Linked DNA regions of Homo sapiens: region 2 is linked to region 1. The links are chromatin contacts, found by Hi-C or POLR2A ChIA-PET in ENCODE. All regions are on one chromosome and are shown on one strand. The core of a region is the stretch at or near the end of the contact, and the rest is flanking DNA. Distances in the headings are between cores, read along the strand shown.

Region 1 (5,899 bases), core at 596-3,095:
AAAAATTAGCCAGGCATGATGGCGGGCACCTATAATCCCAGCTACTCGAGAGGCTGAGGCAGGAGAATAGCTGGAACCCGGAGGCGGAGGTTGCAGTGAGCCAAGATTGTACCACTGCACCCTAGCCTGGGCAACAGCGAGATTCAGTCTCAAAAAAAAAAAAAAAATAATAATAATAAATAAATAAATAAATAAATAAAATTTAACCAGGCATGGTGGTGTGTGCCTGCAGTCCCAGCTACCTGGGAGGCTAAGGTAGGAAGGTCCCTTGAGCACAGGAGTTTGAGGCTGCAGCGGGCCATGTAACGCCATTGCACTGCAGCCTGGGTGACAGAGTGCGACCCTGTCTCGAAGGAAACAATACAGCTTTTTTAGAATTTGTCTAGGAGGTTTTCTGGTTTTCACCAGAACCAACCCTTGCCTGCAAATGTTTGATAGATACTCTAAAATTACTCTCTAGTGAGGCTGTACCAATCAACACCTCATCTCAGCAGTGCGTTGATGCTCCTGTTTCCCCAAGGACTGCCAATGCTGTATTAGGAGTTTTCTTTATACACTGAACTAATTGGTGTAAAAGATATTCCTGTGCAAGTGAGGTTGAGCTTTCTTCCTCACGCTTATGAGCTATTTGTTGATGCTCTTCTGTGAACCTATAGACGAGCATTTGACCAGGCCTCCTCACCTTTAATGCTGCAGATGTTTAACTTGGGGAAATTCTAGTATCTGACACTTGAACTACGTAAGGGGAAATTCTAGTATCTGACACTTGAACTACATAAACAGGTCTCACTGTTACAATAATTGTCCCCATGCTTGATGGGTTTTTTTTTCTCTTTTTCTTTTTTTTTTTTTTTTTTGAGACAGAGTCTCACTCTGTTGCCAGGCTGGAGTGCAGTGGCGTGATCTCGGCTCACTGCAACCTCTGCCTCCTGGGTTCAAGCAATTCTCCTGCCTCTGCCTCCCGAGTAGCTGGGACTACAGGCGTGCGCCACCACGCCCAGCTGATTTTTTTGTATTTTTTGTAGAGATGGGGTTTCACCATGTTGGCCAGGATGGCCTCAATCTCTTGACCTCGTGATCTGCCCGCCTCAGCCTCCCAAAGTGCTGGGATTACAAGCATGAGCCATCGCACCCGGCCTATTTTTAAGAATATGGGTTTATTACTTTAAAATGTATTTTTATCATTTATTACCATTTGTTTATTTATTTTCTTTTTTTTTTTTTTTTTTCTGAGACGGAATTTCATTCCTGTTGCCCAGGCTGGAGTGCAATGGCACAATCTCGGTTCATTGCAACCTTGCCTCCCGGGTTCAAGCAATTCTCCTGCCTCAGCCTCCCGAGTATCTGGATGCCTGCCACCACACCCAGCTAATTTTTTTGTATTTTTAGGAGAGATGGGGTTTCACCATGTTGGCCAGGCTCGTCTCAAACTCTTGACCTCAGGTGATCCACCCACCTCAACCTCCCAAAGTGCAGGGATTATAGGCATGAGCCACTGTGCCCAGCCTATTTGTTACCTTTTTAACCGTTTTTTTTTTTCTTTAGACAGAGTCTCACTCTGTCGCCCAGGCTGGAGTGCAGTGGCACCATCTCAACTCACTGCAACCTCCACCTCCCTGATTCAAGTGATTCTCCTGCCTCAGCCTCCCAAGTAGCTGGGACTACACACCCTGGTAATTTTTGTATTTTAAGTAGAGACGGGTTTTCACCATGTTGGCCAGGCTGGTCTCAAATTCCTGATCTCAAGTGATCCACCTACCTCTGCCTCCTAAAGTGCTGGGTTTACAGGCATGAGCCACCACGCCCGGCCAACCATTTTTAAGTGTACAGTTCAGTGGCGTTAAGTACGTTCACACTGCTGTTACAACCGTCACCACCCTCCACCCACAGGACTTTTTCCATTTTGAAGAACTGAAACTGTATTCATTAAACAGTGACTCCTCCTTTCCTCCTCCCCCAGGCCCTGGCAACTACCTTTCTACTTTCTCTCTGTATGAATTAGGCTATTTTACGTACCTCCTATGAATGAAATCATATAGTGTTTGACCTTTTCTGCCTGGCTTATTTTACTCAGCATGATGTCTTCAATGTCTTACAGCATGTCAGAATTCCCTTCCTTTTAAGGCTGACTAGTGCCGCATCGTATGGACACACCACATTCTATGTATCCACTCAGCTATTGATGGATGCTTGGGTCGCTCCCACCTTTTGGTTATTTTTGTTTGTTTGTTTTTGAGATGGAGTTTGTGACCTCCACCTCCTGGGTTTAAGCAATTCTCCTGCCTCAGCCTCCCGAGTAGCTGGAACTACAGGTGTGTGCCACCACACCCGGCTAATTTTTGTATTTTTAGTAGAGATGAGGTTTCACCATGTGGGCCAGGCTGTTCTCAAACTCCTGACCTCAAGTGATCTGCCCACCTTGGCCTCCCAACATGCTGGGATTACAGGTGTGAGCCACTGAGCCCAGCCTTGGCTATTGTTAATAATGCCGCTATGTTTATTTTTATTAGTTATTTATTATTTATTTTGTTATGATTTACTATTTTATTTTCAGTTTCTCTTATTTCCTTTTTTTTTTCTTCTTCTTTTTTCTTTTTTTTGAGACAGAGTCTCCCTCTGTCACCCATGCTGGAATGCAGGGGCCCAATCTCAGTCCACTGCAACCTCCACCTCCCAGGTTCAAGCAATTCTCGTGCCTCAGCCTCCGAAGTAGCTGGGATTACAGGCGCCCACCAGCACGCCAGGCTAGTTTCTGTATTTTTAGTGAGATGTGGTTTCACCATGTCGACCAGGATGATCTTGATCTCTTGACCTCATGATCCACCCGCCTCGGCCTTCCAAAGTGCTGGGGTTACAGACATGAGCCACCCCGCCCAACCGTAGTTTCTTTTATTTTCTATTTGCAAAAGTAATATGTTTTTAACAAATTAAAACATAGCATTACATAAATTCATGGAAATTGCAGGTCTCCATTCTTGTATCCATGAAGATAATAGCCAGTGTCAACAGTTTGGTTTCTTTTCTTTTAGGATTCTTATTTAGGTATATACTGACATAATTTTTTAAGTGGGGTTATATGCTTTACATGCCTAAATGCTTTATTTTGAACCAATTTCAAGTTTCCAGAAAATATGAAAGACAATGAAAAGAATTCTCAGCCAGGTGCGGTGGCTTGCGCCTGCAATCCCAGCGCTTTGGGAGGCCAGGGCAGGTGGATCACTTGAGGTTGTGAGTTCCAGACCAGCCTGACCAACATGAAGAAACCCCGCCTCTACTAAAAATACAAAATTAGCCAGTCATGGTGGTGCATGCCTGTAATCCCAGCTACTCGGGAGGCTGAGGCAGGAGAATTGCTTGAACCCGGGAGGTGGAGGTTGCAGTGAGCCGAGATCACACCATTGCACTCAAGCTTGGGCAACAAGAGTGAAACTCAGTCTCAAAAAAAGAAAGAAAAAAAAGAAAAGAATTCTCATACTTTTCATATACTTTTACCACATCTGCTTTCTCTCTGTTTTTGTCTCTGCTTCTGTCTTTTCTGTCTCTCTTTCTGAACTCTGAACTTCTTCAACAGTAAGTTACAGACATGATATTCCTTTACCTCTAAAAACTTTAGGGTGTATTTCTTAAAAATAAGGACATCCTCTTATATAACTTTAGTATGATGATCAAAATCAGGAATGCAATACTGGTACTCGGTCTACAGATTTCACTTGGATATCACCGCTTGTCTCAATAGTGTGCTTTCTAAGCTGGGGACAGTGGCACATTTCTGTAGTCTCAGCTACTCAGAAGGCTGAGGTGGGAGGATCACTTAAGGCCAGGAGTTTGAGACCAGTCTGGACCACACAGCAAGACACCATCTCTTTGAAACAAAAAAAAAAAGCACACTTTCTACCAAAATAAAATGTCATATTTTCTCAGATAATAATAAAAACTGAGATGGCTTCCTGTCTTCTGTCATAAATTGTCATGTCTCTTTAGCCTTATTTAAACTGGAACACTTATACAGACTTTTTGACTTTTTTTTTCTTTTTCTTTTTCTTTTTTTGAGATGGTGTCTCGCTTTGTTACCCAGGCTGGAGTGCAGTGGCACAATCTTGGCTCACTGCAACCTCTGCCTCCCAGGCTCAAGCAATTTTCCTGCCTCAGCCTCAAAGCTTTCCAGCCTAAACCTGGAAGAGTTTAGGGTTTAGAGTAGCTGGTATTACAGGCATGCACCACTACGCCCGGCTAATTTTTGTATTTTTAGTAGAGATGGGGTTTAGCCATGTTGGCCTGGGTGGTCTCGAACTCCTGACCTCGTGGTCCACTTGCCTTGGCCTCCCAAAGTGCTGGGATTACAGGTGTGAGCCACTGCACCCAGTCTTTTTGACCTTGATGGCTCTGAGTTTTTTAAGTGTTTAGGTCAGTTATTTTGTAATATGCTCCTTAATTTGAACTCGTGCTGCTTCCTCATGGCTAGACGGAGGTTATGCAGTTTTGGCAAAACACTGCACAAGTGATGTTGTTTTCCTCAGTGCGTTGCAGGAGGCACACAGCATTGGTCTTTTCCATGTGTATGATGTTAACTTTGGTCACTTGACTAAGGCAGTATCTGCTTAAATTTTTTTTTTTAAACAAGGTAAAAGATACAGTGAAATGTACTCATCTTAAGTGAACAGGCTGGAGAGTTTAGACAAATAAGTATCATCCATCAGTGTAACCAACATCCCAATCAAGGTCTTTATATATTGTTTACAGTGCTTTTTTAATTAAAAATATGGTTTGTCCATCTTTTATGGGTTAATATAAATTTTTTTCCTGGCATTTTACATAAAGCTGCCAGAGTTTACTTTAGACAAACATGGAAGAGCTAATTTCCATGGGCCTTGGAGAAGTGTAGATTTATGATCAATTTCTGCTTCTACCCTAGTTTACTGTGTAGGGTGACCTTTAGCTCTCTGAGTCTTAATTTTTTTCATCTCTAAAATGGGAATGTCACTTAGCTCAAAACTTTTTCTCAAGAATGGAGTCTTCTGGCTGGACACGGTGGCACATGCCTGTAATCCCAGCACTTTGGGCGGCCGAGTGGGTGGATTGCCTGAGGTCAGGAGTTCAAGACCAGCCTGGCCAACATGGTGACACCCTGTCTCTACTAAAAATACAAAAACTTAGCTGAGCATGGTGGCAGACACCTGTAATCCCAGCTACCAGGGAAGCTGAGGCAGGAGAATCACTTGAACCCGGGAGATGGAGGTTGCAGTGAGCCGAGATCACACCATTGTATTCCCGCCTGGACAACAAGAGCAAAACTCCGTCTCAAAAAAAAAAAAAAAAAAAAGAATGGAGTCTTCAAAACACCTAAAAAATTATATATATCAACAAATAAAATTTTTTAAAAGAGGCTGGGTATGGTGGCTCATGCCTGTAATCTTAGCACTTTGGGAAGCCGAGGCAGGAGGATCACTTGAGGCCAGGAGTTCAAGACCGGTCTGGGCAACATAGCAAGACCCTGGCCCTACCAAAAAAAAGTTTTTTTTAAATGAACAAGCCAGTAAAAAGCCGGCAAAATATATGAACATGCTATCCACAGAAGAAGAAAATAGCCTTTTATAGAGTCAAACATGAGAAAAGATGTCCAGCCTCACTGATGATCAAAGAAATGCAAATCAAAGCAACAACGAGATATAATTTTTCAGACATCAGATTGGCAGAGATTAAAAAGATTCATAATACCTGTGTTGGCAAGGGTTTAGGGAAGCAGACAGTCTCATACACTGAGGTGTGAGTGTATACTGACTTTGTACATGTGTAGGGTAGTTTAGTCTTGCTTGTTAAAACTGTAAATGTTCATATTCTTAATTCCAGAAGTTGCTTCCTTAGCAACTTATTTTTTCTTTTTAAATGCACTTTTCTTTTT
Region 2 (5,464 bases), core at 2,142-4,641, 45 kb after region 1:
GCGGGGTACCCAAACCCTCCAATCCCCAACGCGGTCTCAAGTTCAGACTGGGCTCCAGCTTCTGTCCACAGCCACCTAGAAAACCAGACTGGTTTTTAGGGCAAATATGTCTTTTAAATTGCTTACGATCTAACTAGAAGATCTTAGAGAACAAAAGATCACGCTTCAGATATTTCGTAGAATGACAAATAAAAACAAAAGATGAGTTTCTATATGGATTTTCCCTTTTTACCTGAAATCCCACCAATATCATTTGGGTTATTAAGCATGTTCTCGCGTTCTGTAGGCATCTAATAAACATTTGCTGGACTAATGGAGGAGGAGCAAGGTCATCGAGAGAGGGACAACAGGGGGCGCTAGGTACCTGGGGAAAGCAATGGATACTGAGGACAAGAAGCAAAAAGATAAATAGGAAGGAGGCTGGGCACGGTGGCTCACGCCTGTGATCCCAGCACTTTGGGAGGCCAAGATAGGTGGATCACCTGAGGTCAGGAGTTCGAGACCAGCCTGACCAATATGGTGCAAACCCCATCTCTACTAAAATCACAAAAATTAGCCGGGCATGGTGGCGTGCGCCTGTAGTCCCAGCTACGCAGGAGGCTAAGGCAGGAGGATCTTTTGAACCCGGGAGGCGGAGGTTGCAGTAAGCCGAGATTGTGCCACTGCACTCCACCCTGGGCAAGAGAGTGAGACTCTGTCTCAAAAAAAAAAAAAAAGGATAAAATAGGAAAGAGATACACTGTTTTGAAAATGTGCCTAGATCCAGTCCTTAACTCAGAAGAGGAGAAGGAAACAATTCTATTTCCCCTTTCTCACCCAGCCTTCAAGTTCACAGTAGAATTCAGGTGCACTACTCCTTATGTGTCTGCCTGCTAACCTGGCACTCCAATCACCATGTAAAACATGATTCCTATGAGAAAAATGCATGCTGTGCTGACAGCCCTTCATTCCTTCTTTTCCTCCCATGATAAAGTTTTCACATCCTGAATAAAAACATATAGCAGAGCAGGCCGGGTGCGGTGGCTTACACCTGTAATCCCAGGACTTTGGGAGGTGGAGGCAGGTGGATCACTTGAGGTCAGGAGTTTTGAGACCAGCCTAGACAACATGGTGAAACCCTGACCCTACTAAAAATACAAAAATTAGCTGGGTGTGGTGGCGGGCGCCTATAATCCCAGCTACTTGGGAGGCTGAGGCAGGAGGGAAAAAAAAAAAAAACATATAGCAGAGCAAACATAGAACACAGCTTACAAAAACACGGGGGAACCACTCTCAAGAAAGCCTATAATCAGCTGTTCAGATGACACTCAGACAGTAAGCTCAGTAACTTACCCCCACATTTTCTTTTTGTATTTGTCTGCCAACTTCAGAAGAACTTCCAGATAAGAATTTCTGCCTGCAGCTCCTGATTTAAATAGACAAAGTTTTTTAAAGGTAAAGATAAAGGAGTCCATAAAATTAATCCATTTAGAAAGTATTCTCAGAGCATCTAGCATAGAACAGCTAAGGGAAATCATTTCCGTCTGTCTTACCAGTATCAAGGATATGGGGCAGCACAGCCACAACACAGAGCTGGTGCTCCTCACACGTCCTCTTGGCAATGTCCTCGTTGATAATCTGTGGGACCCAAAAGACAAGGGACAATCAGGAGGCTGCATGATACAACACCTAAAGGTAAGCTGGCAAACAAGACCTTCGCACCGTCACTTTCATTGAAAACATTTCTCCCACGACTACTTCCTCGTATGGAAACACCTGGAGGCATGTTCTCTAAGAGGAGATTTTTCTGCTACTGATTCTTAAGCCTGTGGAAGCTGTGGTGGTGGAGGTGGGGTGATTAGCACACATACAAACATCTCTGAAATCGCAATGCCTGGACACAGCCTGGCTCTGCCACTTACTTGTTTAAATAGATTATACTTACATGTATTATATGTCTTATATGTTTATACACACTTGAGGCTCTGTGCCTCAATTTCCCCATATATAAAATGGAGATTAAAAACAGTATCTACCTCTCAGTGTTCATGTGAGAATTAAATGAAAACAAAACAAAACAAAACAAAACTATACAAAGACACCAGAACGGTGCCTGTTACATGATTAGTACTTGATAAATGTTCTATTACTTTGAGAATGATAAGCAAGAGTGATTGAATACACTCTATCTTTAAGAAGCTCGTATTTCTGTTCAGTGTAATTATTCTAATGCTAAAAGTTATGAAAAGCAATTTATCAGACTTTTTTTCCATTTCAAAGTATAGAAACCACTTTAAAGAGAGTATCTTTAAGGGCATAAAATGAACAGTGTGTCACACTGCTTTAACATTCCTCACCATCAGCTAAAAAAGCTTTCTGGACTACAAGCAGTTGAAGTGGTTTACCTCAAGCAGCTCAGGAGGTGGGGCGTTATCAGAAAACAAATCAAGGGCCCGGGACACGATGTCGGATCTTGTCCGCCCACCGTCATAATCCACAGGAGACTCGCCTTTCTGAAATATCTTGATTGTAGGAAATCCTCTAATCTATTAAAAAAAGGTCAGAGGATAAAATCCAATTAACACTTAATGCAAAATAACACAATCTTTACAGTTTCTAAAACCACCTTATAGGTAATTTTTTTTTTTTTTTTTTGAAGCAGTCTCACTCTGTTGCCCAGGCTGGAGAGCACAGGTGCAATCTCAGCTCACTGCAACCTCTGCCTCCTGGGTTCAAGCAATTCTCCTACTTCAGCCTCCTGAGTAGCTGGGACTGCAGGCACACACCACCACACCCGGCTAATATTTGTATTTTTAATAGAGACGGGGTTTCACCATGTTGGCCAGGCTGGTTTTGAAATCCTGGCCTCAAGTGATCCTTGGCCTCCCAAAGTGTTGGGATTACAGGTGTGAGCCACCACTCTGGCCTTATAGGTAATTTAATGTAACAAAACTGTTCTCCAGACTGCACAGATTTCAAAGGAATGACTCACAGAGGTCAATTATCAATCAGGGAGTTTTAACAGTCTGTGAAGTTTAGCCAATCATATTCAAGCCCTGGTATATAATTAACACAAAGTACCTGCCCTAGAACAAATGGACCAACTCACAACAGCCATATGAGCAACTTGAATAAGTCTGGGCAAGCTGAAACCTCACATTAAGTATATACCAGAAGCAGTGTGACATTAGGGGGAAAAGTTGACAGTCCTGAGTTTCAGACTTGTTAGTTATGACAATAAAGTGACTTTATCTCTTCACTTACAAAATGGTTTAAACATCTCCTTTACTACCTCATAGGGAGGCCTGGAGTATTGGAAGAAGTAACGAAACACCATGTATTTCACAATGAAATGAGCCTTATAAGTATACTCACCCCGTATCGGGAGGCCAGAACCTGATTGACTGTAGCATCCACAGCTGCCAGTTTCACTTTTCCTTTCGTCTGCTCTTTTACTTCTGAAGCTGCGGCAGCCCACTCTGGCTCTAGGCTATAGAAAAATATTCGTTTTGTTTTGTTTCTTTGAGACACAGTCTCTCTCTGTTGCCCAGGCTGGAGTGCAGTGGTGCAATCATGGCTCCCTGCAGCCTCAATCTCCTGGGCTCAGGTGATCTCATTTCAGCCTCCAACATAGCTGGGACTACAGGTGTGTGCCACCACCCACTGTTAATTTCTACATTTTTAGTAGAGATAGGGTTTCCCCATGTTGCCCAGGCTGGTCTCAAACTCCTGGCCTCAAGTGATCCACCTCACCAGGCCAAATACTTGCATTTTAACTTGCAGCCCAAACACCTTTCTTTTCTTTTCTTTTTTTTTTTAAGACAGAGTCTCCTTCTATTATCCAGGATGGAGCGCAGTGGTGTGAGCTTGGCTCACTGTAGCCTCTGCCTCCCACAATCAAGAGATTCTTGCACCTCAACCTCCCAAGTAGCTGGGACTACAGGCACACGCCACCACACCCAGCCAATTTTTTTGTATTTTTAGTAGACATGGGGTTTTGCTATGTTGCCCAGGCTGGTCTCAAAGTCCTGACCTCAAGTGATCCGCCTGCCTCGGCCTCCCAAAGAGCTAGGATTACAGGTGTGAGCCACCATGCCTAGCCTATACTTTTTAACTGATCTGTGCATTTCTGCCCAATCCCCAATTATGTCACACCTAGAAAACATTTTGTGTGTGGCTTTACTAAAGATACAATGCTACCCTTCACATGAGCTTCCCATTCCACCACTGCCCCTAAATCCAGACATGAGCCAGTCCCTTGTTAATCTTTGGCAATAGGAGAGTGGAAGCTCTTGGCGCTAATGTCAATGTTTAATATTCACTTAGAGTCAGAGTTTTGCTGGAAGAGATCTTAGTGGTGATCTATTATCTACTTCAGCTCTTTCAAAATAAGCTAATGAATGTACTGAAAACACTGTGAATGAACAGACTACTTAGTAGAAGGCACTTACTTTTTGCAGTGTCCACACCAAGGAGCATAGAACTCAACCATCCAAACATCTTCACTGTCCAGAACATTCTTATCAAAGCTGTCGTCTGTCAGCTCAATCACATCCTTCTTACTTGAACTATCACTTCTGCCCTGTCATTTATGACATTAAACATCAAACAATTGGGCCAAGAAGAACACTTTTCCTGTTTTAAATAATAACACTACTGCTACATCTTAACAAAGTTTTAGGGTTTTTCTTTAGTGAATAAAATAGTGAAAACGGTTGTATTCAAATTGGGTACATTCCTCAGCACTGTAATTTTTGCTTGGCAAATAGTCTTTTACTTTCAAGTAATTATCAATACATTCAGTACAACACATAACCTGTACCTGAATGCTGTCACCAGCTATTTTTAGAGAGAAACCTCAACATGGCTCAAAAAACCACCTGAACAACACTGTTCTAATTCAGACTCAAGTACAGCTGCTGCTTCATCCTAGGATGTTATGTTACATCTTTCATAGACAAAGTCCCTACCAGTCAACAGAGCTAAAAATAACACTTAATCCTTTTCTTTTTTCGAAGAATGTTCTTCAGTACTAAATCTAAGAAGCAGTCAGCATTGCTTTCTGTTGCCAGGCAGGGTGCAGGGGGCCAGGCAACTATGCTCATTAAATGTCTAAGTTTAAAATAAAAGGCAAGAGCATGAAATCTCTGGGTAAGCTCTGAGCCTGTATAAAGAAGCTAGTGTAACTGGTCTCCTAAAAGTAAAAGCCCATTTAATATTGATAGATCTTCAAGTTTGTCTTTTCACAAGAACATCAGTGTAAGCTTCACATTTCACATAAGGGCATCTAAAACACCAATCTGCTCCTCTCTCTCTCTCTTCTTCCCTATCCATTTGTGTAGAATTTTCCATGGATTTGGGGCTGACTGCCACAGATACAGGCCAAGAGGTAATCCAATCTCATCACGGTTTGCCAAAGCCTACCTAGAGGAAAACCCGTCCATCCCATCCCCACTCTGGACCTACAAGTGCCATGGGATGCCAG

Evidence for each region. A loop is a pair of places that touch in the nucleus more often than their neighbours do. ChIA-PET counts read pairs that join two places held with the same protein, here RNA polymerase II (POLR2A). Pooled maps may share reads with other maps.
Region 2: a map of astrocyte of the cerebellum shows a loop between it and region 1 (7-fold over the local background). The contact joins two enhancer-like sites. A Hi-C loop is called at or near these places in 2 of 168 maps with a recorded cell type or tissue (GM12878 and astrocyte of the cerebellum), 10 of 37 single-sample maps with no recorded cell type and 10 of 50 pooled maps. POLR2A ChIA-PET finds 5 or more read pairs at or near these places in 6 of 52 experiments (A549, IMR-90, PC-9 and 3 more).

Annotation. Positions count from the first base shown.
Region 1 is chr2:10,743,831-10,749,729 of GRCh38, forward strand. The region is part of intron 3 of ATP6V1C2 (ATPase H+ transporting V1 subunit C2); the gene reads left to right. It also overlaps the pseudogene RNU7-138P. Among named protein-coding and RNA genes, the nearest start is that of ATP6V1C2, 25 kb to the left of the region's middle. RefSeq lists an enhancer at 1,678-1,737. Within about 2 kb of position 1,846, at least 5 of the 41 ENCODE cell types and tissues checked have a DNase peak (open chromatin) inside an H3K27ac peak, as active enhancers do.
Region 2 is chr2:10,787,365-10,792,828 of GRCh38, forward strand. PDIA6 (protein disulfide isomerase family A member 6) reads right to left here. Exons shown (of 13, transcript NM_005742.4): 6 at 4,431-4,561; 7 at 3,355-3,469; 8 at 2,385-2,525; 9 at 1,533-1,617; 10 at 1,333-1,405; 11 at 1-75. Among named protein-coding and RNA genes, the nearest start is that of PDIA6, 23 kb to the right of the region's middle. Within about 2 kb of position 3,392, at least 6 of the 41 ENCODE cell types and tissues checked have a DNase peak (open chromatin) inside an H3K27ac peak, as active enhancers do.